2 separate regions of the Mus musculus genome follow, and region 1 is linked to region 2. A link is a loop called in an ENCODE intact Hi-C map of the cell type or tissue named here. Cell type or tissue: heart. All regions are shown on one strand. Each heading gives the region's core, and the rest is flanking DNA. Links, peaks and the distances in the headings are about the cores only. Region 1 overlaps Gm40552 (a long non-coding RNA gene). Region 2 holds the start of Gm35326 (a long non-coding RNA gene).

What was found. Hi-C counts contacts between places; a loop is a spot of excess contacts. Peaks named below come from ENCODE experiments on the same cell type or tissue, not always from the same donor. Only the 100,000 strongest peaks of a DNase experiment are listed, where the experiment ranks them.
Region 1: it touches region 2 in a loop (6-fold over the local background); 2 of 42 quality-filtered maps call a loop at or near these places.

What each region holds. Positions count from the first base shown.
Region 1 is chr12:97,340,558-97,352,709 of GRCm38, reverse strand. Gm40552 (a long non-coding RNA gene) reads right to left here. Exons shown (of 8, transcript XR_872918.1): 5 at 7,848-7,948; 6 at 6,102-6,232. Among named protein-coding and RNA genes, the nearest start is that of Gm40552, 100 kb to the right of the region's middle. In heart, for the core only: a CTCF peak has its summit at 5,812; no DNase peak of the experiment used is centred there.
Region 2 is chr12:97,867,884-97,880,035 of GRCm38, reverse strand. Gm35326 (a long non-coding RNA gene) reads left to right here and starts at 6,287. Exons shown (of 3, transcript XR_381821.2): 1 at 6,287-6,543; 2 at 7,393-7,518; 3 at 9,261-9,850. In heart, for the core only: a CTCF peak has its summit at 7,402 (motif pointing right); no DNase peak of the experiment used is centred there.

The sequences.
Region 1 (12,152 bases), core at 1,632-9,631, 530 kb after region 2:
CTAGTGGCTGGGACAAAATATCGTACAAAAGCAATTTAAAGAAGAAAATGTATAAACTTTGGCTAACAGTGTGAAGGTGCCATTAATTGTGACACGAGAGGTATGGTGACAGGACCTTGAGATAATTGATCATATTGTTTTTATATTAGGAAGCAGAAAGAAATGAATCATTGATGCTCAAGCTGTTTCTCTTTTTCTTGCAGTTCAGGACTCCAGCTCACAGAATCATGTTTAGGGTGGTTTTATTCATCATTCAAAATTATCTAGAAACTCCCTTGTAGCTTATTCACAGTTTTGTCTTCTGGGTAATTCTCCATCTTGTTGTCAAGGACCATTGTTATGAATGATCATATGCATAAACTGTCAATTATCACTTTCACATTAAAAATATTTAACAGTGTCTTTTGATGACTGTGATCAAGAACTGTTGAACATTCTTGATGAACTTACAGTTGATGAAGAAAAAGACCTGGGGCAGACATTGAAACTGCCCCACCTGGGGATCCATCTCATACACAGTCACCAAACCCAGACATTATTGCAGATGCTAAGACGTGCTTGCTGACAGGAGTTTGATATAGCTGTTTCCTGAGAGACTCTGCCAGAGCCTGACAAATACAGAGGCAGATGCTCTCAGCCAACCATTGTTCTGAGCAGGGAGTCCCCAATGGAGGAGTTAGGGATAGGACTGAAGGAGCTGAAGGGGTTTGCAACCCCATAGGAAGAACAACATTATCAACCAATCAGAGTCCCCCAGAGTTCCCAGAGACTAAACCACCAACCAAGGAGTACACATGGAGGGACCTATGACTCCAGCTGCATATGTAGCAGAGGATGGTCTTGTTGGACATCAATGGAAGAGGAGACCCTTGGTCCTGTGAAGGCTTGATACCCCAGTGTGGGGAATGCCAGGGCGGGGAGGCAGGAGTGGGTGAGTGGGTGAGGGAGCACTATGATAAAAGCAGAGGAGGGAGGGAATGTGATAGGGATTTTCCAAAGGGGAAACTAGCAAAGGAGATAACATTTGAAATGTAAATACATAAAATATCCAATAAGAGAGAAAGAAAGAATATTGGTGCCTTTATTTTGTTGAGGAAGATAATCATGGGGATGAAGAGATGCCTCATTCACATCTATATGCTGCTCCACATAGATCCACTGGCTGAACATCAGAGATAAGTGATTTGTACATCAACATAACTAAGAGTTTCCTTGTAGTCTAAAGTTAACCTAACTGATGAGGATATGAACCAATGCTCTCCAATTTACTCATTAAACACACAGATTTGATAACTTTTAAGAATTAATAAATAAAAAAGAATGCACTTTCTCATCTTTCTAGTTTAACATCTGATTTGTTCCACTTGTGTGGGAGCCCATGTGAGGGCCTGTGGGGAATCTTTCACATTTGTCTGCTTCAAAGACAATTTGGGCATGAAATGAGGAATGAAGATCTAAGATACCCATTCTTCCAGATCCAGTGCAAACTATGACATCATGTGATTCAAGTTTAATTTTAATAAAAGTGATATTGTATTTTTGACTGATTCCAGGTCCAGCATTTAAAAGAAAAAGATGTGAAACAGAGTGATATCAATTTCAATTAATTTGAGAATTGCCATTGCTTCATTCAGACACTGAAATAGGAAAAGCAAGACATGATTTCTGAGAGTGAATTCTAGAAAAGAAAAGATGTTTGATGAATATCTGAGCATCTGTTTCAGGGATAGATTCACCCATTTGGGATTTTCAGTATTTCTTTCATAGTGCAGGCTGCCAACCATTTTTCGTTCCATTACACTATGCCTTGTGACATTTACTGAACAAGCATTTTCATGTAAATGTTAAATGTTAAACATATAACAGAAAGTGGGTTTAAATTAATGCTTTATATAATAATGGGCATGGGTAAGTCTAAAGCCTTCAGAACCCCAAGCTGAGGATCCCAGGAAGATATCATGGTTCAAATTCAGAGACCATCAAGCTATTAGGCCACCCAGTGAAAGTCTGGTGCTGAGGCTCAAGTTTGAAAATGGCAGTCTAGAGACTAGAACTTAAAGACACCACAGTTTGAGCACTGTCGAATTGTGTAATTTTTGTGTGTGTGTGGAAAAAGGTCTTCAAAGGAGCATGTGCTGTTCAAGCATAATATATAGTGGGATGTTCTTTACACAGCGGCCATGACATGACTTTAAAGGTTAATTGCATCCCAAAACACACATATAAAAACATTCTTAATTGTGTTTGAGTCAATAAATATTTTAGCATACTAAAATGGTCACAAATTGCACATAAAATTAACTCTCTCCAAGTTAAGGCATGAAGGCCAGTGCATAGAGAAAGAGACTGAAGAGCGAACATCTAGGCAAGGACAGTTCAGGGATGATGGACATTTTAACCTTGATATCTAGAGGTACAAAGGAAACAAAACCCTGAATAATATATACCTGGGAGACCAGTTGATTTTCTGTACAACTAATGTTGAGAAGCCCTAGTAGAAAGCTTTTCCTGAGGTTTTATTCCAAATGAATGAAGATGTTCCTGGCAGAAATTAAAGAAGTAAAACTTCAGGATATGTTCTACATTGAATAAAAATCACTACAGGGAAATTTTGGTCCCAGTAATGACAGAACAACCCTTTCAATAAGAATCCGAAGTCAAGACAAGATATTGAAAAATAAAGTGACAGGAAAGCATAATAAAGTCACTTAAAAAAAAGGTGGAAATTGACTGCTATGAAAGGAAAGCACACACACACAGAAATGGGTTCCTTAAGAGAGCTTTATAGCATATGGAGTGCAGGTTGGCAAGAACTCAAGGTGACTCTGTCTTGTTCCTCCTCTATGTCTCTCTGTCTCTCCATCTCTCTGTCTCCCTGTCTCTCTCGCTCCATTTCTCTCTCATGCCCCCACTCTGAAATGGCTCTTTCCCCCTCTCCCACTAAATCTCTTGCATTAAGGCAAAGATATCTCAAGCAAAAAGCTAGAATTTTATTGCCAGGCTATGAAAGAGAGTCGAAACTTGGAGATGACAGACAGCTGGGAGTTGGAAAAACACTGACAATCCCAGATAACAACTACAGAGGGAGAGGGGTCATAGGAACCCATCCTTCAGCAAGATTGGGCTAAGTGGGAAAGTGGGCACATAAACAAGGGTTCTGTAAGAGTCCACTTTTAGAGCATGATGCAGACTAAGAAGGGCTTCTGAGCTTTCTTTAAGATACCTTATCCCATCTGAAATCCCAACATAAATGCAAATGAAGTGTTAGATGCACAAGGAATCCAGAATAAAAAGAACACATAATGTGTCCTAGGATAACATAAAGCAAAAGTCCACATGTAAGCAAAAATTTAACTTCTGGCAATAATAAAAATAGATGTACTTCAAGGTTTGATAAACTTTTCTTTTGATAAATGTATAACCTCTAATGTCAAGTATAAAATCTAAGTTATAGACCTCTAAAAGAGTACTAACACATAGTGTTAATAAAAACAAAGAACCAGATAGACAAACATTGCTCTTTTTTAGGTGGGTAAGGAGATATGGGAACATGTAGGAGGAGTTGGAGGAAGAGAAATATGATCAAAATATGGTGTATAAATACTCAAAGTATAAACAGAATTATAAAAAATTAAGCCATGTCCGTGGCTGTGATCAGGGCTAAAGCAATTACATAACATGTGAGATCTTAGGTTTACTTTCTAGTACTGAAAAAAAAAAGAATTAGTCTTTTGAACTGAGAATTGTAAAAAGGACACATCAGATATACTCAAAATTCTCTTGTTTGTATAAGGCTCAGGATGGACTTGAGGGAGTACATAATATATAATACAAATATTAGGAATCTTGACTGGTATGAGTTTATTTACTTATAATTTTTATAATATACACTTGAAATTATTGTATAATGATTAAGTATAAATTGGACTTCAGTCTTAGTGGTTCATAGGAAAATTTGAAAGCTATAACAATTTGGAGACCATTTTCGCAGTCCTGGCAGGAGGTGATGGTAATTCAGTGCTGGATGTTAATATTCAGTGCTGGATGGCAGCTAGATTTGGGAGATATACTTTGGAGGTGAACCTGGCAGGAACTGCTGATGTGTTTGGCTACAAGGTAAGAGATAAAAAGGATTCAAGAACATTTGGTTTGGGGAAGAGTGAGTAGACAAATGGCATTACTCATTTAGAAACTGTGAAGGCAGTGTTGCAGAGCCAGTGGGAATGATAGGCCCAGAGCTCTATTTGTTCCTTCGATGTTTCCAAAGCCTTTGTAATTCTGGTACAATCTGAGCTAACAAGAAAGCACTTGCCTGGTTTGCTCTAGAATTTAGTATAGAGTCCAGTGTTTACTATTTTTACTTGGAATCATTAGTAAGAAGATTGAATTTAAAGCTACCAAACTTTGAAAATGAACTTAGCGTATATACATTTCATTGTAGAGGTATATGTTTCTTTGGCTAGATAATCTGTGGCTGGATGAAAATTCTCTAAATCTAGTGATGGTGTTTCCATTCTTCTCATATTTATTGTGAAGGTCTTTAAAAATGAATTTTAGAGTTATAATACTCTCCCACTTTCTTCCTTACAGTCCTGTGTCTATTGTCTTCCTTCCATCCCCTTGCATACACCACAAGGTCTCAAACTGAAAGCCTCATTTACTTAGATTGTTTATATCCTCTCTCTCTCTCTCTCTCTCTCTCTCTCTCTCTCTCTCTCTCTCTCTCTCTCTCTCTCACACACACACACACACACACACACACACACACACACAGAGTTAAATGTACAAAAACAAATACAACCTGCTGAGTCCATTTTTAGTTTTTAAGTCTATATGATTTCCCTGGCTGGCTATTTGCTATTGGGTAACTGTTGGAACACAGTTCAGGAATGAGGTCTTATGAGGAGAATTCTGAGTGCTCCAAGAAAACAGTGGAAGAGTCTTGTGACTTCAGTTTCTTTAAAACACAGGATTATTATTGGAATGTGTTTTCATGGTCCTCCCAGGTGTAGCAAATGGGAGAGAGTTTACTTGGGATTACTCATTATTGCTTGCTGGTGTTATTTAATTAAATGTCTAAACCATCCTTTACATGCCTCTTAAAAAACATAATGTAGTTTTGCCATGTGTGGCTTGTCCTTGCGGTTGTGTACAACTTGAACTCGTGAGATGCTCACTCTCGTGGCTTTTCTTAACCCTCAGAGTATAAACTGTCTGATGCTCTGAATAAGAATGGTTATTCCTAAGACTTTAGACCGGTGGATCTCAACCTTCCAAATGCTGTGACCTTTTAGTGCAGTTCCTCATGCTATGCTGACCCCAAAACATAAAGTTATTTTTGGTGATACTTCATTAGCTATAATTCCTCTGCTGTTATGAATCATAATGTAATTATCTGTGTTCTAATGGTCTTAGTTAATCCATGTAAAGGTGGTGGCAGCCCACATGTTAAAAAACACTGCTTTAGACAGTCTTATTTATAGGCTTCATTCTCATAGGTAGAACTGTCTTTATGTTGGTGATAGATAACCAATAATAGATTAATCCCGTGGGGACACTAATTCGCTCTTTCTGAGAAATCATTAGTGGCCTCTATCTGTGTGTAGGGATGAGAACCTGTGAAGTTTCACCCTGCTATTCTTTCACTCTGTGTTATGCAGCCACTTTATAGGAAAGACTTTCACAGTAGAGTTCTTTGTATTCTGGCTCTTACTATGTGTCCCTCTTTCCTACTATTTCTTGAGTCATAGGTACAGGAACTGTGATGTACATGTCCCCCTTGTGGCTGAGTTCCCCATGATTGGTTGATCTCTGCATTGTATACACTTGTAGATTTCTGTGATCTCAATTTGCTATAAAAAGTTGATTCTCTGATGCAAAGTATTAGCTACACTTATAGATGGGTACAGGGTAAGATTGATAATATTGTTGGGAACTATGCTGTTATAAATGTGGCAATTAATAAACTGTTTCTTAACATGCATGACCTCAATAGGCCCAGTAAGTTGAGCTTGTTCTAGTATTAAACGTAATTCCACTTCCATCCTGCTCGGGTTGACTGAACTTTAAGTCCAATTAGAGAGCTCTTGGTTTCAACCAACCTGTCAGTTGCCATTGGTTGCGTCTTTATGTCTAGTTTTTCATGTTCACCATTGTTCTGGTTCATAGATGTCGCAGATTGGTACATCTGTTAATTGCTTCCTTCCTTCCTTCAGAAGCTTCACAAGTATTTCTGGTAACATAAATATTTATTAAGTGTACTGACAATGAATGAAGTAAGAAAAGAAAAACAGTCATTTTTTCAGGCTATCAATTTTAGTAAGGAAAGGCAGAGCAAAATCATTAACCAATAAACCAACAAATAAGCAATAAATATGAGAAAGTATGAGAAGAGTTGTCAATACTTATACAGAATATTTAGAAGATGAAAATTTCTCTAATTCACTTTAACATATAAGGCCTATATGATCGTGGTGTGGCATTTTGAGCAAATTCATTAAAGTTGATTATTTTTACATCTTTAAAACTGAGATTAAGAACAATTCACATAGTGTAGTGGATCTTTGTACACAGCTATGTGAAATGCAAATACTAAGTCTTACAGGCATTTATTTTGTGCCATTTGTGAGCACATGGACCAGAAAATGTCCCATTTCTATCACAATAATTTCTATAGTAATCTTATTACACCTTAGCTAAAAATGATCATTAGGGCTTCTTAAATTTTAATTTGCATTATTGCATGGAAAAATATTGCACCTTACATGGAACAGTTTTGACTCTTCTATAAAAACCTGGTGAGGATAAATCTCCAAAGAAGCATCTATGAAACTCCACAAAATCTTATTTGTCAGCCTCACCTCATTTTGTAGTCTGAAAATAAATTTCAGAAAGAAATCGTAATATTTTTTCCTAAGTAATAAACACTGCCTTCTCCTTGGTCTGGGTTGTGAGTATTTTCAAGGGGATTTTACCTTCACAGGTACAAAGAGAGAAGATCCTATTTTAAGAGAACCCTGCCAACCCCTTACCTGTTTCTGTCTAGGTAGAAGATGGATAGAGCCTGATATCAATGATACCTGACCACAGAGACATACCAGCCAGGGCTGCCTCAGCTGGAACTCTGGGCACTCATCTGTGATGTAGTATTGAGTAATTTCCCAGCCCTGATAGTAAGCAGCTCTGGATTGGTACAGCTGGGGTCAACCCTGGCTGCCTTGAGAGTATCATGAGAATGGGGTGTCATGGCATGTATCATGAACACAGATGCCAAAGCAGCAGCTGCAGGCTGACCAGCCAAACCACATAGCATCGCCCAAATCTTTATGAGATACAGTTAGCGATGGTATCTCTCTTAGAGCCTTCATCATCCTTTATTTTTTACACAGTTCCAACAGTAATATACAGCCGGGTCAAGGGGAAATGCTGTGATCTCTGTCTATATACCCGAACACGTACTATAGTCCTGCTCTATCCTTATTTGTATTGTTACCTTCTGTAATATTCTTTCTCTCCTTGTTCCCTTCAGTTTTTTTTCCAATAGGAAAAATCAGAAGATATTTTTATATAGTTATTAAAAACATTATGAAGTTTGTGTGGGCTAAGTTATAAATCATATTGTCTGACATTTGGTATATACCAACTTTTCAAAAATTAGTTAGTCCCATTCTGTTTTCTCTTGCTCTGGTTGAAATCAATTCTGCTTAGTAGGAGTATTAAAGTTAATTAAAGTTGTTTTCATGAGCTGGGAGATAACTCAGGGGCTAAAGCGCTTGCTGCTTAAGGATATCAATGGGAGATTAGATCTCTAGAATCTAGGTAAATGTTGGTTGGGTGCGGTGGTCTACCTGCTTTTCGAGCCTTAGAAAATGGAGACAGGGATCCTCAGAGCAAGTTGGCTGCTCATGAGACTAGTTGTATCCTGAAGTCTGCATTTGATTTAGAGGTCCTGCTTCAAGAAGAAGACAGAAAAGAATTAGAGGATCACTCTATATATCATCCTCCACATGTATGTGCACATCTGCACTTATGTGTACCCCCACACAAGCAAACACACAAAAATGTATGCACAGCACACATACACACACACACACACAAATGGAAAGCAAAGAAGAAATGTCTCAAGGTCACATAATTAAAATTAAAAATAAGAGGTAACTCCAGTTCTTACAAATATTTTTAGCGAACATAAAATGTATGAACATTTAATAGAACATTGGTATAAAATTAATAAGATACCTTGCATTTATATTTACACTTAGATTAATTGAAATGAAACACCTTAAAATTTCAGACCTTCAGTCCTTTTTCTGTATTTGAAGTATTCAGAGATCATGTGATTACATGGACAGTACAGGTGCACAGACTCATCAGCTTTGAAGGGAAACTGGATAGATGTAAAAACTACCAAACATGATCTGTTAATCCTTACTATTTGTTAAGCAAAATGAGATGAGGGCAGTTGTAGAGGCTGACTTTTTTTTTTCGACACAGGGTTTCTTTGTGTAGCCCTGGTTGTCCTGGAACTCACTTTGTAGACCAGGCTGGCCTCGAACTCAGAAATCCGCCTGCCTCTGCCTCCCAAGTGCTGGGGTTAAAGGCGTGCACCACTACGCCAGGCAAGGCATATGTCTTTAACCCCACTCAGCACTCAGGAAACAAAGGAAGATGGATATTATGGAGTTCACTTTCAGAGATGTCTACAGAGTAAGTTCCAGTACAGATGGGGATACATGTCAGACCCTTTCTCCAAAAGAAAATGAAAATGTTTATTGAAAAACATGCTACATATACTACATAAGGACAAAATTGTTATTTGGTAGAAACATGAGCAATTTCAAGGATTTGGTGACCAGAGAAGAAAAGTTCAACTCTGTAGGTGCGATATCAGGGGTCCCGTAGAAAGATGTCTAGTGTCATAATGACTCCTGTTGCTGTGATAAAACATCAAGACCCCAGCAACTTGGAGAGGAATGGTTTTATTTCACCTCCACTTCTACTTCAAGGTCTGTCATCTAATGATGGCAATGCAAAAATCTAGAGGCAGAAAATAAAGAAGAAGGCATAGAGGCAAACTGCTTACTGGCTTGCTCCTCATGGCTTGCTCAGCCTGCTTTCTTATAGAAAACCCAGGACTATCTGGGCAGTGGTGGCATTCACACTGCCATTCAACAGGAAAATATACCACAGGCTTGACTACAGGCAATTTGATGGTTCTGTCCCCCAAATGACTCATTAGTGTCAAGGGTACACAAAACTAACCTTACAGTTAGGAAAGGGATACCCTTACCAACTGGGGTGCGGCTTGGTGTCTGGAATCCTTTACCTGGAAGAGCCAGACAGAGGGTGTTGATGTGTGGAAGTGTTGGTGAATTATATAAAAGACATTACCAGGCAAAACATGCATTGAAACTATGAACTGAGAAACTCTTCTGCTTCCTTCCATACAAAGAACAGAAGCTAACCCAAGAGACTTATTAAAATACATAGCACAAGATTCAGGGAAGGATAAGGAAGAAATGCCTGCCAAAGAAGCCTCAAGACAGAGATGTTGAATGTTGCTACAGAGCCCAAGAAAAAGTGGAAGTCAGAAGAGCTGTCTGTGACTCCTATTGTATTGAGACTGGACTGTGCTAAGCCTCCCTTTCTGCCTCAAGTCACACACTGGATACCGTCATCCTTCCTCTCTAACATCCACAGTCATAGATACTGTCACTTTGCCTCTGGCTTGTCCTGCACTTTGGTTGATTGCACTTTGGTTTGTTCATTTGACTCATGCATCATTCACTCAGCTGTGTCGACTCCTGTGAACCCCGCACTAGCAGCACAGACAGGACAAGGCACTAATTTCCTCTCTAGGACTCATTTCTCTGTGACGTGTCTTATATTAGACTGTACCAGGGAAAGTCAACTCTGTTTCCAATAGCAAACCCTCTTCATACAGGAAAGTATTTCACTTCCCCTATAGCACATGAGAGGAGAGGGGTGTTCTAGCTTTGTTGCCTCTTAGAGATAAGTGCTATCCTTTCTCCCAGGTCCTTACCTCAGGCACTTCTGGATTTCTGTTGGATTGTGGCTCTCTCCAGGAAACATAACAGTGATCAAGAGTAGAATTTCATAAATGATAATTCAAATCACTTCAGGCAGTGCTTTTTAGTTTTATGCTGCAATTTCATTTCTTTTCATAACTATTATTTATACTGGCACTGCCGTTTTAAAATATGAAGTGATCTTTCTAGACATAAATTACATTAAAGTAAATATATTTTGGTGAAATAAATCATAAATGCTATTTTTCAAGTAAAGAAAACACTAGTTTTAATCTTTGTGATTATAGTTGAATCAATATCTAAAATTTGGGAAATTCTGAATTTGAGGGTGAGCTAGGAAGGGCAGTACCACCTGAACTCTATCCCTCAGAAGAGCGTGTCATCTCCTTAAGTCACTTTACATGGAAGAATAATGCATTTGCATGGATTATTATTGATGCAAAGAACAGCATCAATCTGAAAAACAACAGAGACATGTCTAAGATTTTTACTCTTCTCAGATCCATGCTCACGTAAAGAGAGCTTATGACTTAAAGGGAACAGCACTGATATTGCACATTGCTGCTAACTCCCCTGATGCTCCTACCCAATGTAGCAGGCAAAGGAGACCAGGTGATGTTGGCACTTGGGAGCTGGACTTTAGGGAAGGGATTGTGAGTTCAGGTAAGCACAGTCTTTTATAATGAGCAGGAAGCTTTCCTGCCAGTGTTCAGCTTGGCAAAACTATGTTTCACGTGCTAAACTAGTGTGCTTAGCTTTTGCTCCAGAGCTTGGCTTTTGCTCCAGAGTAAGATCTTATCTGTGTCATCCCTAACCATCATGTGGCTGCTGTATTTCAGCAATGTGATACCTAACAATCAGTAGCTTAATAGATACTGATTTGGTTTGATCATTGTCTTGATCATTTTGATGAAAACAGAGCCATACTTCTCAGTCCATATATAACAGGATATATCAATATATCAAGATAAATTTATATGTATGTATACGAATATATTATGATAAAAATAATGACTATAACCTATTCATAGACAAATATTACATACACTTAAGTTGATAATAGCATAACATATGAATGTAAACAATACATAGGCTATTACTGGGGTATTGCATGAATAAACTATGGCACTTTTATTATATAGCATATTATTACATGTTCATACAAAGAAGTTATTCAGAAATGTGTAAGTTCAGTTGATCTAGCAAGCTGGGAGGGCTGTTCAGTCATTTTTTTTAAGAGGTAGGAATGTTTACAAGAAAAGCCATTAGTTATAGATGATTTTGCTTTTATCCAGATGAGCGTAACATAAAGAATGAGACATATTAGATGAACATACTTATCACCACTCACTAAGTTAAGGTGTTTATTACAGATTGGATTTACCCGCTTCCCAATGTTTACTTGGGAAAAAATCAAGTAGGTTTCTGAGCAGCATACTTCCTATCCACATGAAGCATTAAGGATCCCCTCATTTCTCACAGCCACATTTTCTGTGGAGTGGCAGAGGTAGAAGTTTTCCTATTATGTTAAAACCTTACAAAGGAAAAAAAAAACTTTCAGCCAAGCTCATACCAGAAGATTCCATTAACTACTCTTAAGTAGTATTTTTTCCCTTTAAACATATATTGCATTTGCCGAGGCATGATTTTCCATTGCTCTGCAACAAGACCTTTGTGCAATTATTTTTTGATAAATGTCACCATTTATCTTTACTCTAGGCTGAAAGAGTCAAATAAGTATGACACCCAGCTTCATAATCCATGCATAAATCATTAGATTACATCTACATTTGTGGATGGAATGGAATCAACTTTTTAAAACAAAAATTACAGGAAACCTCGGCAATGTGAAGAATGGCAGTTATTGTAATCCTTTGTAGCCGAATTTAACTTTCTCCAAAATTCAGTAAAGAATTCACATGCTATTTGGAGAAAAATTATTAACCACTCAAAATTAAACTGGATACTTTATTTAGACAAAGATGACTATGAGTTGACAGAAACTATTTTTGTAGACAGCTTTTGTTTAGTGGCACTTTTGAATGAATAATAATTCAACACTGGAGAAATGAAATTAGCTTTTTGTAGTGAGTCATAGACCTT
Region 2 (12,152 bases), core at 2,579-10,578:
CTGATCAGTGTGGGGTGAGATGAAAGCCTCATCAGATTAAAGCTCCTTCTTCTTCTTCTTCCTCCTCCTTCTCTTTTCTTCTTCTTCTTCTTCTTCTTCTTCTTCTTCTTCTTCTTCTTCTTCTTCTTCTTCTTCTTCTTCTTCTTCTTCTTCTTCTTCTTCCTCCTTCTCCTTCTCCTTCTCCTTCTCCTTCTCCTTCTCCTTCTCCTTCTCCTTCTCCTTCTCCTTCTCCTTCTCCTTCTCCTTCTCCTTCTCCTTCTCCTTCTCCTTCTCCTTCTCCTTCTCCTTCTCCTTCTCCTTCTTCTCCTCCTCCTCCTCCTCCTCCTCCTCCTCCTCCTCCTCCTCCTCCTCCTCCTTCTCCTCTCAAGTTCTCTTCTCTTCAGATTCTTGTCCCAATGTTGGTTGCCACCCCTACCCGACTCTGGTCATTTGTCATTCTTAGGGGTTTGAAATTGGACTAAAATATGCAGCTGTGAGGTGGCATGTTATGGATCCCTCAGCCCCCGTAAACATGTGAACTAATCCTATAATAAACTCAGTTTATATCTCTTTTTTCTTATAGAATATATCTCTCTGAAGAATTACAATATCAGTAATTATTTTGATAGCCCAGCTTCAGGAAAGCATTTGAAAGGTGATATCAATTTGTGTGTGTGTGTTTGTGTATATGTGTAAAAATGAGAAATATGGGCTTGGCAGTGATGGATGGACTTATATTATTTCAGGAGCTATATTTACAAGGTCTGATAATTGCGCTGTGGTCACTTGAGAGAGATTGCCAGTGAGAGATCAGGAACTTCTGTTGCTGGTTCTGTATCTTAATTCAGTATCTCATTTGAAAAGATATTAGAAGTTTTATACCACTGCTATAATGTTAAAATGTAGAGCAAAGGTTTGGGGAATTTTGATAAACCAGAATTGTGAAGCAACTCTGTTTGGAAGGGATCTGATAGGGTTGAAAATAGTCAAAGTAAAAAGGAAGGTGGCGTAGTTTAGTAGTATAGGTTTAGTGTAGGGAAGGAATCGACCACTAAGACTGGCTGAGTCATTCAGCAGTTCTCGGCCTGTGGGTCACAACTCCTTTGGGGGTTTCATATCAGATATCTTGCATATAGGATATTTATATTATGATTCATAACAGTAGCAACATTACAGTTATGAAGTAGTGATGGAAATAATTTTATGGTTGGAGGGAGGTCACCACAACACGAAGAGCTGAATTAAAGAGCTACAGCATGAGGAAGGGTGAGAATGCCTGTTTTAGGGTATTTCATTTCTCGGCTGCTATGTGTCAGTTATCAGGTTCGTTGTTAGTAGGAATATCAAAGTACTAGCAAATGAGCCTATAGTGGTCAACTTGACAACACAGCATAACCCAATCACATGAAGTGACAGAGGAAGGTCAAGAAACCACACAAGGTCATAGTGCGATCTTTTCATGAGGCATTTTATTTGAATCCCCCCCTCCAAAAAAAATAGGAAAGAAAGAAAAAGTAAAAAAATCAGAGACATACATAGTCCTACTAGAGGTGAGATTTAGTTCTATGAAGAATTATATTTAATATAAGAAAGTAAGTACAAAAGTAAGCTACTTTGAAGATGATAGGAGCAATTCGAACTTCAACATTCTATCAAACGAGGAATGAAAGGAATAATTGATGATTTCCCATTGATACTGCAGCTGTAATTGATGAAAGCATATTCTACCAAAACCAAACCAAAGGGGAAAAAAAGAATTCCCAACTCAGCTAATTCTATACATTTAGCCCCGTAAAATGCAATTGGTAAGTGCTTAATTGCCATTTTTAGACACTTAACAGACTTTTATGTGGAAACTAAAATTGGTCTTTCTCTATTGAGCCTTATTTAGAATTAGGACGAATGAGAGGGCATTACAGGAAGATGGATTTTGGCTCAATACACAGAAAGCTTTTTCCTGCTAAAAGTTCTTCCCGTCACCGGCCGTGTCCTTCTCTAGCCTCAGTGACCATTTGTCAGGCATGACATCAAACTTGAACAAATTAAAGCCTGAACCACGCAGCTTCTATGGATATTTTAAGATTCCAAAATGTTGTCATAGAAGGGAATTCAATTAACAGTCATTTGGCCCATCCTTTGAGGGGCAGTCATTTTAGTGTGTCTTGCAGAAATTACACTAGACTTAGAAAATATTTGTCTCTACCTAATTCACAGTGCACATGATTCATCAAAGATGCTTAGCCAGAGAAGTTGTCCTAATGCATCCTATTTGAGTCAAAACATTAAAGATTATTGTTTCAGGAATATGTGCAGGGGGAAGGAAAGGAAAGAGAAGATGCAGCAAACACTCATATAAACTTCAGGAGACTTACTGTTTATTTGGAAGTAGGCCCTGAGTTCTATGACACACAATGAATTGTAAGCAAAATTACATAAAGGTGTGGGTGGTTTTCTAAATTTAATTTTATTGTTTTTTTAAAATTATTTTTACTACTTTTACATCACAACCACAGTTTATCCTCCCCCCCCCCCCACTCCTAGTCCTTCCCCTTGTCCTCCCCTCTCCCCTAGGTCTACTCCTTCTCTGTATCCTTTCAGAAAATGGTAAACTTCTCAGAAATATTGTGGTGGTTTGAGTAAACCTAGCTCAGGGAGTGGCGCTATTTGGAGATGGGGCCTTGTTGGAATAGGCGTGTCACTGTGGGTGTGGGCTTTAAGACTCTTGTCCTAGTTGCCTGGAGGCCAGTCTTCTCCTAGAAGCCTTCATATGAAGATGTAGAACTCTCAGCTCCTCCTGCACCATGCCTGCCTGGATGCTGCCATGCTTCTACCTTGATGATAATGGGCTGAACCTCTAAACCTGTAAGCCAACCCCTATTAAATGTTGTCTTATAAGAGTTGCCTTGGTCACAGTGTCTGTTCACAGCAGTAAAATCCTAAGGTATCAAACAAACATAGTATAACAAGTTACAGTAAGACTAGGTATATACCATCATATCAAGGCTGGGTAGAATTTTAGTGGCCATTTCTCCATGTGTCCAGTTCCTGGAGGGATGAAAAAGGTGAAGAAATTATGGAAATGGTTTTAAAGACATGTAACATGTTGGATGTTTAACACATCCTCAGTCTTGCCTGAGTGATGTCTTATACACAGGTCTTTCTTTTTTGTTTGTTTATGTATTTTTGTCACCAAAGATTGTGGCATCCTGTCCTTGGCAGATAAGAGTGAGGCCAAATGCGCTGAACAGATTCCAGTGTGAGGCTGACATCAGCACTGTATCTAAGTCAGGTTCTCCATAGTCACATGGCTGGTAGGTTCCAGTGTTTTTGTTTTTATTGTGTTTGTGAACAAGAAGCACAATAAGGGGTCAGTTAGTAGGAAATAGTCAAAAGAAGACATGTAGACCAATGACAGAGAGCTGAGTCCAGGAGGTAGAAGATACACAAAGAATAGAGAGAGAGAAGGGAGGGAGGGAGGCAGAGGAGAGGAGAGGAGAGGGGGGAGGAGAGAGGGACAGAGAGACAGAGAGAGAGAGACACAGAAAGACAGAGAGAGGGAGAGACAGAGACAGAGAGACAGAGAGACAGGGAGAGACAGAAAGAGACAGAGAGAGAGAGAGAGAGAGAGAGAGAGAAGCAATCTAGAGACAGGCAGAAACAGTAAATAAGCCTCAACCATGATATTTAAGCTCTGGAAACCAAAATAATGGGTGTTAGAACTCAGGTCAGCACACACCCTAAATATATGGCAAATGCTGAAGTACTTGAAGGGCATCAGAGCAAAGAAAGGACACAGTGTCTGCGAAAGAGGAATCTTTGGGATGAGATGGGTTTTAGTTTACATGGATAGACTCTGAGTGGCTAAGGAAATGACTGGTGAGAAAGTACAAGCAAAAGAAGGATGTGAAGACCACCATTTCTGAAAAAAAAATCCTTAGTTAAACAGTGGTGGGTGCACATTTGTGCGGAGCGAGGGTAAAGCAAACAGAATCTGCAGTTTGCTTTAACAGTGTTGAGTTTTTCCATGTAGCACTTCCGTGGTTGGTTAGCCTTGTCTCGTGGAGAAGCTTAAAGACGGACCATGAAACATAAGTGTTATTTGTTTACCTTCTCTGTCTTCTCCATAGGTACACTGAACTCTGAGATCAGCCATTCTCTGCCATGATGAGAGGATGAAGGTTGTTTCTATTTAACACTCTCTCTCAGTGAAATCATAAATCACAAGGAAGATTTGGGGGCTGTCAACATCTGACCATCGGACCAGCATAGGTGACTTCTAATCATTTTCTATAAATAAATGCTTTTTTTTTTTTTTTTTCAGCTGGTGATGATTTTCTGTCTTTCATGATCAGGCATGATCTTGAACCAAGAAGCACATCGTTCTGACTCCCCTGCATCCTTAGATAAACAGCAATGTGGAGGTGATAACTCGAATGGGGTGCTTTGAACTTTACTGTATCCTTTGCTAATGATTAGTTTTAGATAACAAAACCTAGGTATTATACCGGAGATCCATTTTTGCTCCATGCAAGGAAGGTGCATAAAAAGTTCTTTGCCCGCTCCTGGCTGTGAGCTAGAGAAAGACGATTTCCATGCTCTTCTGAATAGAAAAATTTAGGCAAGATCCAAAATGATGGGGAGATGCCACAGCAAATGCACGAGGCACGAAGCAGTGCTGGGTCTATTAAAATCCCATTAACTGGCTCACAAATTTCTTATTTTCATACACACAAGAAAACCTGCCAAGTTTGTCTCTTGGTTTATTATTCATACATGAGAGAAACTTCTTGGAGGAGATCATAAATACAATTTTTGTCAGCCAATCAGATGGGGGTGTGTGTTCTCCAATGAAGTGATAGGAACAGTGGAATTCAGACGAGTGAGGAGAAGAAATAGAAAATGAAAGCAGGCAGGCGTTTCTGGAAGTTGCCTCGTGTGGAGGAGCTTGAGAGAGTTGGTGAGTTAAAGAGCATGAAGCAACTCTCCTGAGCTGAATGGTGAACCCGCCCATAGGCAAACCTAGGTTCTCTAACCATTGGCTTCATGGGCAGTGCCCAGGGTGAACCCATGGAAGCTGAAACCACTTGGCTGCATAGATTATCAGCACCGTGGCCTGAGAATGCATGCAGTCTAATCTTTAAAACTGCCTGCTTTTGCAGCGACTCTCCTAGAACAGCTGAGATGGAAGATGGCATGATAGAGGGATTTGTATTCTGGCTAAAGTTACTGGGCTCTGACCACTGAGTCCAGGGAAGAATGGTGCAGGGGGAGTGGCCAGAGAGGGTCAAGTGGGTCTCAGTCATTTCAGGCTACAAGTCCCTTGTAAGCACCTTCTTTAGAGCATTGGAGCAACAGGGATCAACCAGGACTCACTGCTAGATCCCATGGATAGTTGGTTTTCCCTACGTTATTTGAAGAACTACAGGAGGACTTCCTAGCCTCTCCTGGAAGGCCGGGTGACTTTAGATCGGGAACTTATTTTTATGTCTTAATACTCCAATAGAAAAAGACAATAATGACAATTGCTGGCATACAGTGGAAGGTGGCATAGGGACATAGGTCTACCTTAGCTCCTATCACAAGAGGCAGGACACTAACTGCTGGGTACAGAGGACCCAACTCCTTGCTTTAAAAGGGACACTTATTGTCTTACCCACTAAGAGTGTCAGCATCATGATTCACAAGGGCAAGATTGTACGTCCAGGGTGATGGCCTTCTGGGGTAGACTTGATGTAATGGCTTTTAATTTGAGGTTATAAAACCCCATCTTCCTCTCCTTAATCTAAATCTCGGAGGCTGCTTGAACTCTTTGGTACCAACTGGAATCAAGGCGTCAACCTCCCTGCGTTAGTATCCAGCTTCTCTTGGTCTAATCTTGTTTCTCTACTCCCTTCCTTCCAATCTCTCCATTAGGTTCAGGTTCTGCTTCAGAGTTTACAACCTAGGAGGATCACCTTCAGAGAATGAGAGTCTTGGTTATTGATTATGAGTTTATTACAGAGATAGGTTATTTTATTTAGGCGGGTTATTTCATTGTATCTGAAGTTTTAAACATCATTGAAAGAGGGCTTGAGGGATGTTCATTGTGACGGATCCCTGGCTAGAAAAGGCCTATCTAGGTCCTCATGGAATTTTGGGAGCAAGAGGATGTGCTTTGTTCAGATCTAGAAACTATTAACATTGCCCACATCTCCTGTGTGTCTGGGGTTGTGAGTGGGCACGGCTGATTTTTCTGCTGTTATCATTGACAATCATGCTATATATTTTTAAGGTGATCCCCCTCCCCCTTTTCATTGCCTTGCTGCCAGGGAAGCTGCAGTGGTCCAGCTCCCTCTACTTGCCCTGAAGATGTGAGCATTGGATGTCCCGCATCCACATTGTGCTTCATCTCCTCCCTACACAGGAAAGCCAGGAACTTCGCGCTCTTTATTGCCTTTCTCTCCATCTACACCGAGGCAACACTATTGTTTCTGGGGAGACAGAGGAAAGAAAAAGTTGACTGCAGAGCTCCAATGTGATGTGTTGGGAGGAAAAAGAAACCACATCAAACCAAATGAAACCAAGGTACCAGTGTTTGGAAGAGAAATAAAAACATGCCTCAGGTGGTGGAGGGTAGTAAGAAGGCTTTTACCAGGTTATGATGAATAACCAAAGGTCCTCCTTAAGCTAAACTGACTTATTTAGTGATAGTTACAGTGACTTAGAATATACCTCTGGGGAGCATGCTCATTAGCTGTAAACACCCTTGGATATCTAGGTACAAAAAATGAATTACAGAGGACCTGTCTTCGACGAGAGTTGAAAGTGGCCATCTTTTAATTTTTTATTTTTTTCAGTACCCATCCATCAACGTAATACCTCTTGTCATTTCTATAGGTCACTATGATATTCTCTTTAATTCCTTTCATTTCCTTTAATAATGCAGAACTTTTGGACGTTTCTTGGAGGAGATAAAAGACAATCATGACTCTCAATGCCCGCCGTGCTCTTCTGTATTCAAATCAGAATAGAGAGATGCGGGTCTAGCAGACATAGTGCGATATCACTGAAAAGCAAGTTAAGGAATTTTAGACTGGTGTGTGAATGGGAAAAATGGAGGCAGGGAGTTAGAAAGAGTTAGAAAGGCATAAAATATAAAACCTAGATTAACAGGAAATAGAAACAAAGATCAACAGGAAGTGGAAATAAAGGCAAAAGAGGGAGAACATCCCAGGCATTTGAAATATGTTATATTACATTAAATGGATGCTGAAAGCTATTATTATTAATAAAATGAAACTCTATCCATGTACTTAATAGTAATAGAAGGGGTGAAAATTATTTCTTGTGTCTTCTTTTGGTGTATGTATACTTAAAACAATATCATATGGTTCCTGCCACCTAGCTCAACAATGACAGAGTGCTTCCCTCTAGGAACAACCACTGTGCCAAGTTCCCACGAGAGGGCAGCAGAGAGCTGAGAACTGTTAGTCTGTGGAGACTCAAGTTCACCACCTTGCCTCCTACAGCCACAGTCAATTCCAACATTTTAGGGATAAGGTAATAACCAACCACCCCAGGCATATGATGGTCTCCTAAAGGTGAGAGGAGGAGAGGGAGATAGGGAGGGAAAAGCGGAGGGGGAAGGTGAGAAAAAGGGGGAGAGGGAGAGGGAGAGGGGGAGGGGGAGGGAGAGGGAGATATGGTTAACAGTAGTACTGAGGTAAGAAGCTAAAGCCTTAAAGAACCCTTTTAAAGGTGCTATTCTGAATGCTAGGAGAGGCTGGTAGAAGAAACAAATTAGAGAGCATATTTATTTATTTATTTATGCTCAATAACTATTTTCATTATTGCATAAGCATATATGAGTTAAAAATTTAGGGTCTTGCTGTTTCCAAAACATTGATGCTCACTCAGGAAGGTCAAGGTTGAAATAGAGGTGAATTCTGTGTTGTCTCTCAACTCAGTGTTCCAGGAAAATAAGGGCCTACTGAGCCTCTGATGTGGCTGTGAGTGCTGCGCTGTATGCTTTGGGAGACTGAGGCAGTATGGCAGAAGCAGGTCACAAGATGCTTTCTGCACCTATTAATTCCAGTGGGCATTCTCTACCAAGACAGGAAGCTAGAGGTTGTAACTCACAAGGTCTTCCAAACAGTGAGTCATAGGGTTGAGACTCCGGTTAAAAGCCAGAACCATCGTTGGTTCCCATGCCGGGGGAATGCCATAAATATCACCCACTATTGACATTTCGTTACCTCTCTTCTCCTTTGTCTTCTATTTAATGATGCATCAAAGTCAGCTTAATGGACACAGATTCTCACTAATCACCAGGATAGATAGATAAACAAAAATGATCTATAGTGAATGTGTAATGTAGGGAAGCAAATGAGGGTTTGGGGTGAAGGAAGCTAAACCTAAGTCAATGGTGGGAAGTGGCAGGCAAGAGACAGTGCAGTCTAGGAGTCTGGGAGTCAGTCTGTCTGGAAGTCAGTCTGGGAGGGCAGAGTCTAGAGAGCGAGCCCAAGGTCCTCAACAGTTGTAGAAACCTTGACTTGTTTCCTTTATGTCTTAAATCATTTTAGATTTTTTTAAAATTTGTCAGATACCTACTTTTATAAATGAATTTTTATTTTTGGAGATTTTAATTACATCATTTCCCTATTTTCTTTCCTCCTTGCAAACTTTCTCATATACCTCTCCTTCCTCTTAAAAAATCATGGCCTATCTTTTTTCTAATTGTTTTTTCACACACACACACACACACACACACACACACACACACACACACACACACACGCACATGCACACGCACACATGCACATTTCTGAATACATACATGAGTTCACCCTGCTCAGTTTGTATAATGTAACTTGTTGGTATTGGATAACCAGTTGCTTTGCTCTTTCCTGGGGCAGACTCTTTCTCCTGCTTGCTTTCAGCTTTCCTTAGTTACTGGAAGTCACTATATAAGGTGGAGACCTTGTGGTCTCTGCCCCAACCACAATGACTATTGTTGTCCTTGTTCAGCTCATATCCAGGCAGTCATAAAGGAAAGACTTTGTCTGTGAAATTATTTTATACAGTTCTTCCCTAGGAAGAATCATATATCTCTATATCTACATATCCATCCATCTATCTATCTATCTATCTATCTATCTATCTATCTATCTATCTATCTATCTATCTTTATGTTTCTATGTCTACATATCATCTGTATCTATCTATGTCTATCTATATCTATCTTCAAATAGAGTCAGATAAAATAGATGTTCTCACTAAAATACCAAATTTTATATTGATAGGCGACACTGCTATGTGCTCAACACTGCCTGAGAAAAGAACTATACTGTTGTCTACCTGCTTGGAATAGTTTGAGGAGCAGAGTGTATGGAAAGAGCTCAAAGCCAAGAGTGTGTCTGGCACTACAGCTTGGGACCAGTTCAAGGACCTCCTCTGATTTCTGGGATTCTTCCTTACGGCCAATTTTTGAAGATCAAACTACTTTGACACTCAAGGTCAAATGGAGATGAAGACAGAATCTAATAACTGCTAAGTATATTGATTTCAATAGAGCTGGAAAAATACAGTGATTAAGTTAAGACTCACGGGTTAATAAGATGGTTGCTGAAGTCATGGGCAAAGTGTATGGAGGTCAACTGTTTATTCTGAAGTGCACCAAACAGTAAAATGAATTGATGACTCAATAGAAACAAATGGATTAATGAACACGTTTGATAAAACATTAACATCCAACTTCAGTAGTGTACACTGTGAAATTTGTTTCTTTTCCTGCTCTTGATTTTTTTTAATGTTAAAATATTAGAAGCAAACACTTTGGAATCCATGCAACCAGGCCAATCTGAATAGCAATACTGATTCACCAGAAATACTTCACCACCACTTAATTCTAGGAAGGAAAGTTTACTCATAGTAACTCATGAGGATTAGATTTGTCATCAATAGTTTGGGATCAATGTGCTATATTTTGCATCATATCAACCCATGGATGTATGAGATTTTATAAAAGAATATATCATCCTCTAGGAATAGAGAAAATATGATAGAAAAATCAAAGTTTCATGGGTGTAAATGGTAAAACAAGAGTGTACTTCTTATCAGCATTAAGTTGTTCATTTTTAAGCAAGTGTAAAGAAAATATACACCTCTACATTTAAGTAATTTTGTTTCTTGTAACCTCTATCCTGGGCATATTGGTTACACCATCACAATGCCTATTGCAGCTTTGTAAACAGACCCTGGCCTTTTAAGGTTTCTTTGTATTTCTTGGCAGTGGTGTGTGTATGTGTGTGTGTGTGTGTGTGTGTGTGTGTGTGTGTGTGTGTGTGTGTGTGTGTGTGTGTAACTTTTATCCTCTTCTATTCTATGATAGAAGTTTTAAAATATTATTTGTACTGTTTTGGAAGGCTTATAGAAAACTCACAAAAAAAATAATGCAGAGAATTCTTACACATTTGTCACACGCCATCTGCAATATTCACTGGTTACATAGGCAGTGCCCAGGTGTCAGGGAACTGGCATTGCTAGAGCTCTGTAGACTAATCTGTCGACTCTTTGCTATCACAAGTTCTGAAATGTGCTCAAAGACCTCACATTTCACTTAGTTGTAGGTCATTCTTGCCAAATGTCAACAATTCTTCATTTTGTTTTGTTTGAAATTGGGTTTCATATGACAGACAGAGATTGCATGCCTTTGTAGTTGATCTACTAATATTCCTGCCTCTACCTCCTAAGTGCAGGAATTAGGATGTTAGATCTTATCTTCTGTGGTGGTTTTGGCATTATATGCAGAAAAGACAAATCCATAACCAGAGTAAGTATCTACTCCATTAAGGACAAAATGTTGTTTTTACTACAGAAGAAGTGTTCCAATGTAGTCAACTTGTCATCAGATTGCTGGCTGGTCACCTCGAGGAATGGCACCATATCTGGGGCTCAGTGTTGGTCTCTGCTGTTGGCAGATCTGACATTCAGCAGCAGCTGTAGCCAGGTCAGCCTTGGTGAATGGAAGTCCATGTTGTTGAGCCCAAGCATAACCCCCATTCCTGATATCAACTTCTGATTTAGTTAGGGTTTGCTTTTCTGTGAAGAGATACCATGACGAAGCCAACTCTTATAAGGACAATATTTAATTGGGGTTGGCTTACCGGTTCTGAAGTTTGGTCCATTATTATCAAGGCAGAAGTATGGTTGCACCAAGGCAAGCATGGTGCAGGAGGAACTGCGTGTTCTACATCTTCATCTGAAGGCTGATAGAAGACTGGGTCTACATGGTTCTAGGAGGGTCTCATTGACCACCCCCAGAGTGAAACACTTAATAGTGCCACCTCCTGGGCCAGGCATATTCAAATCACCACATCTTCCACAACCTCTCAGATTTCAAAAAGCATGTGCCAGTTTTCTTTGATTTGCACTTGTCCAACTGTTTCATTGAGATAATTAACACTATGTATTTGGGCAACAAGTACACTGGTGATGTGACCATCTTCATGTATGATATCTTTAGATGCCTTTGATGTGTCTTCTCACTGCTCATGTTAATTCTGATACACTGACTTTCAAAGTCTCAGCAAGGGTTTCCCCCATTAAGTTACTGTTTTTCTCTTTGAAATTAATTAGTAACATATCTGATTATAAAGAAATATTTCATACTTTCACCCACTTACCTTATTGTCATTTTGTGGACCAGGTCTAACATTGTTACTGTGCTGTTTGGTTGGTTGAGCCTCACTGTTTCCATATGTATTTCCTTGTTAATTGGGTCTTATAATAAGAAAAAGCCACCATATACCCCCATTTATTTACATATATATCTACTTAATGTAACAGTAGACTCACTGGTGTTTATTTTAGAATTCATTGCACTATGGTTATTGCTCTCATGATCTATTTTGATGCTCACATTCTTCCAGATTTGGGCATTGAGGCTTTCTAGCTGGCTGTATGCCTTTTCAGTGTGTTCTCTCTATCAGTAGTTGAACATCCCCTTAATTCCCAGAATCACAGGACTTTCTAGGCTAAGTTTAATTTCCTTGTCACAGAACTGTTGTCAACCAATCTCCTCAGAAGTTCTGGCTCTCTTTATTTTCAAAGTAAAATATAGTTGTGCCCATTGCTCCTAGGTGCCATTAACTCTGGGCACTTGGCAGATACAGGGAGAGCATATGGCAAACGGC